Regions from separate parts of the Homo sapiens genome. Here region 2 is linked to region 1. Evidence: read pairs that join two places in POLR2A ChIA-PET (ENCODE). Cell type or tissue: CD4-positive, alpha-beta T cell. All regions are shown on one strand.

The links. ChIA-PET counts read pairs that join two places held together with the same protein. Peaks named below come from ENCODE experiments on the same cell type or tissue, not always from the same donor. Only the 100,000 strongest peaks of a DNase experiment are listed, where the experiment ranks them.
Region 2: POLR2A ChIA-PET joins it to region 1 with 5 read pairs; 3 of 35 experiments call an interaction of 5 or more read pairs at or near these places.

What each region holds. Positions count from the first base shown.
Region 1 is chr4:2,233,572-2,236,071 of GRCh38, forward strand. The region is part of intron 2 of POLN (DNA polymerase nu); the gene reads right to left. The region is part of intron 5 of HAUS3 (HAUS augmin like complex subunit 3); the gene reads right to left. It also overlaps the pseudogene COX6B1P5. Among named protein-coding and RNA genes, the nearest start is that of HAUS3, 7.3 kb to the right of the region's middle. In CD4-positive, alpha-beta T cell, no CTCF peak of the experiment used is centred here; no DNase peak of the experiment used is centred here.
Region 2 is chr4:2,171,501-2,174,000 of GRCh38, forward strand. POLN (DNA polymerase nu) reads right to left here. Exons shown (of 26, transcript NM_181808.4): 11 at 2,455-2,500. Among named protein-coding and RNA genes, the nearest start is that of HAUS3, 69 kb to the right of the region's middle. RefSeq lists an enhancer at 1,945-2,500. In CD4-positive, alpha-beta T cell, no CTCF peak of the experiment used is centred here; a DNase peak (open chromatin) is centred at 1,501.

The sequences.
Region 1 (2,500 bases):
AGACAACTCTGAGTCAAAAAATAACAGAAGAATTGAACATTGAAATGTGATGCTTTAGAACTACCCTAACCATTTAAATTGACTTATTTTTTTCCTTTTAACATATGCCCAAGAGTGGTATGATAAAAATCTATGTCTACCTACATCTAAAAAGATCTTTTCTAGTAAGTATGAAAAACAAAAATTCTTAATAAGAAAACATTGTGTTGGTTTAACTAAGAGTTTTTCTTTTTTGGCAATTCATAAAATGATGGCGTGCCATATGGTCAATGGTGTCTAGTAGACACTTATATAGTGCTGGTAGCATTATAAACTCCTTTAAAAAGCAATCTGGCCATATCAAAGGCAAAAAAAAGTGTATATACCACCCTGGCACAAAAAACCCCAATGACCCTATTTCCAAGAATGTATCCAGATGAAAGTATCCAACAACAAAAAGCTATATACACAAAGATACATATGATATTGTTCAAGAGCAAACAAAAGAAAAAAAAGAAGACTATCAAAATACCCAGTAACAATAACCAGCTACAAAATTGATGGCACAGTAATTAAATCAAGACAGTATAGTTAACATTAAAAGTTAAGAAAACTATTTAGAGAGTAAAAATGTTTATTTCATCATGCTAAGTAAAAACAAAACTATGGTCTTTGCTGAGGGTCTTTAGAAGTTAGCACCATGGCAGAAGACATGAAGGTCAAAATTAAGAACTACAGGACTGTCCCATTTGACAGCCACTTTGTCAACTAGAACCAGAACATGAACTGCTGGCAAAACTACCTGGACTTCTACCACTCCAAGACGGCAATGACTGCTAAAGGGGGTGATGTCTCTGTGTGCAAATGGTACTGGCATGTGTGCAAGTCCCTCTGCCCCATATCCTTGGTCTTGACCTGGGACAAAGGCACGTTTCCTGGGAAAATCAGAACTGGCTCCACCCCACCTTTCCTCTGTTCTCCATCCTTCTCCCAGGGTGGTAAACGGGGACCTGGGTACATGATGATCCCTACCCTGGGTCCGTGAATCAGGACTTAACTAATAACAAAAACTTACTGGAAAAGTGTAAAGAAAAGAAAACTATATGCCTTACATTACTAAGCAAAAGAAAAATGGCAAAGGAATATTAATATTAGACAAAACAATATCAAGAGAAAAAGCATCACCAGGAATAGTCATTATGTAATGCTAAATGCTTTGATTCACTGCAATTTAAAACGACCAGGATAATTATTCACTGCAACTTTAAACCTGGATATAACTTATAAAATAGACTCAAAATACATAGAGAAAAAAATGATATACAACTACATGGAGAAATTTTCTTCTTTTTTGACACCAAGTCTTGCTCTGTCGCCCAGGCTGGAGTGCAGTGGCGCGATCTTGACTCACTGCAAACTTTGCCTCCCGGGTTCAAGGGATTCTCCTGTGTCAGCCTCCCAAGTAGCTGGGATTACAGTCACCCGCCACCACGCCCGGCTAATTTTTGTATTTTTAGTAGAGATGGGGTTTCACCACCTTGGCCAGGCTGGTCTTGAACTCCTGACCTTGTGATCCACCCGCCTCAGCCTCCCAAAGTGCTGGGATTATAGGCGTGAGCCACCGCACCCAGCCTATGTGGAGAAATTTTCAAATCCACCATCGCAGTGGAAATTTTTAAATCCACCATCGCAGTGGAAATTTTTACACAATTCTCAATAGATCAAGAAGACAAAAATCAGTAATGGGAGACCTTTCAAAAAACAAATCACAGATACCACTTCACACCCGTTGGGATGGCTACTGTTTTAAAAACCACAGGAAATAACAAGTGTTGGCAAAGATGTGGAGAAACTGGAATTGTGCAGCTGTGAGACATATAAGACCATCATAGCAGTATGATCTATAGTAACAAAAACTGTAAATAACCTAAATGTCTGTCAATCTAACAGATAATTTCATTGTGGAATATCATATAATGGAATACTAACTATACAAAAGAGAAAACTATGAATGAACTATATAGCTTTACGTGTATCAACATGAGTGAGTCTCAAAAACATATTAAGCCATTGAAAAAGCAAGCAAGTCATTGAAGGATACATACCTTCAATATACATGCCTTTGGTATACCACCACCAGTATAATAACAGCACATAAAGTTCAACGACATATAAAACTAAATACACAGTCTAGGAATATATATATATGTGTGTATGTGTGTGCGTAATAAAACTATACATAAAAGCAAGAAAATAATGAACAAATTAAGCATGGTAGTCACTCTTTGAGGATGAGAGAGGAATTATATTAGGAGGAGCATGTACCATTAAGTGTACACAGAGGATTTTAAAGCTATAAAGGCAATCCTGTGTTTGCTAAGATGAGTGAAAAAAAAATACAGAGGCGGTTTTATTTATTTTTTAACACTAGTATAAACATTACATATTCTTTTGTGTCTGAAAAATTATATACATTTTTAAATTTCTGTGCACACTCATCAAAACTATCTGAAAAACATAT
Region 2 (2,500 bases), 62 kb before region 1:
CAGTGAGTTATAACTGTGCCATTGCACTGCAGCCTGTGTGACAGTGAGACACTGTCTCAACAAACAAACACATACACACAAAATTCCCAAAGAAAGCTCTTAAAAGAGTAATAAATAACCTATAATTTATCAAAATAAGCATAAAAATACACACTTTGGCCAGGCACGGTGGTTCACACCGGTGATCCCAGCACTTTGGGAGGCCGAGGCAGGTGGGTGTCTTGAGCCCAGGAGTTTGAGCCCAGCCTGGGCAACATAGTGAGACCTCATCTCTACAAAAAAATAAAAATAAAAATAAACATATTTTGCCTCATGGTGAAATACCTAGGCTCATAGAAGCATCCTCCCCCAAAGGTAAGAAAACAAACTTAAAGTAGTAAAAATAATGGGAAAGAAAGAATCAATTCTCCAACAATATTAAGACTAGAAAAGGGATCCAACATCACATAGAACAAGACAGAGGTAGAAAGTATAGGAAACAGGCTTGTATCCAGAATACATCAGGATATCCTATACATCAGTAAGAAAAAATATAAAAATGGGCAAAAGACTTGAGCAGATCCTTTACAAAAAGAAATTCCTAAAAGCTAATGATGCTATGAAAAGCTAATCGATCCCACTAATGTGAAATGTGACATACAAAAATGATATCACTCTGGTCCAGAGCTCTAAAGTAGAGTCAGGGAGCCATTCTAAGGACTGCCTGCATGACCTGAAATGCTGAAAAACAAAAACAAAAACAAAAAACAGGAACTTGAATTGAACCTCTGAACTGGGCTCAACTGCAATGACCACAACATCCTGGAAAACAGCTAGATTTTGCCAGTGCTGCACCTTCTGAAGAGCGACAACCAATGAGCTCAACGGACTCATGTACTAAGCCAACCGCCTCCAACAATGATAATTCTTTCACAACAACTGTGTATTCGCCCTTAGCTTCCTTTTAAAAATCTCAACTCCCCTTCCTCTCTTCAGAACACTTATTGGCCTTTAGCTGAACCTGTGTCTCCTGAATTGCAGTTTCTAAGACCCCAGGAATGCCTTGTCTAACTGCTTTGCAGTCTGCTCTTTCACCTCTTCTTGGTTGACATTAGTAATCAGGAAAATAGAAACAAAACTCATAATGAGATATCATTATAGCCTCACCAAAATGGCTACAATGTAAAAGTCTGATGCACCCAGGGGAAGTGAGGATGTGCAAGAATGGGATCCCGTATGCATTCTCATGGGTGAGACTCTGGGAAGCCATTGGGCATTATTGAATAAAACTAAGCAACAGCTTCCCTGTGTCCCAGCAGCACTAGTCACCTCACAGCCCACAGAAACCTGTGCCCACAGGCACAGGGAATGCACTCAGAGGTACAGCGTGGTTTGTAACGACTGCCACTTGGAAACAACCACACGCCTATCGGCAGTGGGACAGAGACACCAAGGGCAGCACAGTCCACAGCGGGAAACTCCACAGCACTGAGTGACACACAGAAACACAGGTGGAGCTGAGATGTAGAAGGCTGGGTAAAAGGCCACACGTAAGTCACTGTTTACTTACAGTTCAAAAGCAAAGCTAAACTACATTGCTTAGGCTTTGAAGTGGGAAAGCTAGAAAGAAAAGCAACGATGAAAAGGCTACAAAAGTCAGGGTTGCAGTTACTTTTGGCAGCAAGAAAGGGGTTCTGATAGGGAAAGCACACAGGACTCTGGAAAGTCTGTGCTTTGAACCAGGTGATGGTTATATTGGGGTTTCCTTTAAACATTTTATTTTAAAGATGCTCCTGGCATGTGCTTTAGCCTTTTTAAAAATTTGTGCAGATGTATGAGGTACATGAGAAAATGTATTACGTGTATATAATGTGTGGTGGTCACGTCAGGGTATTCAGAGCACCCATCATTCAAGTTCAATACCTTTTTGTTAAGTACAGTCATCCTACGCTGCTATCAAACACTGAATTTATTTCTTTTATTTTACTGTATGTTTGCACCCTTTAGCCTGCTTCTCTTCATCTTTGCCCCGCCCCGCCACTGCTCACCCTTCCCAGTCTCTGTGTCTATTTTCCCACTCTCCACCTACATGTGTTTTCTTAAGAAAACTGAAGTAGAGCATTTTTAAGTATTTTTTCATGCATCTTTACACATCTCTGTATTTTTGTTTTTCAAGAAACCCAAGAATTCCTTCACCAAACTACAGGGGACAATGTCCCTGTAAGAAAAACGTAACTTTTGAGGAGGATCCTGAGGAGCCATTAAAGAACTCCCCGGACACACACGCACTAGATGCTGTTTAGGTCTTTTCAATGCTTGGTTCTCCCCTGCAGGCGTCAGAAAGAGGGAGAAACACTGTCAACACCAAACAAGGAAGAGAAGAAAAGGAGAATCTACTCTAGACCTGCCACTGGGAACAACTATCTCATGCAGGAAAGAGATGGCCAGTACAAACCATCTGGAATAATAACTTACCCCAAGAAGTGCTGACGTCTTCTCCATCTCCTCTTTGTTCACCTGA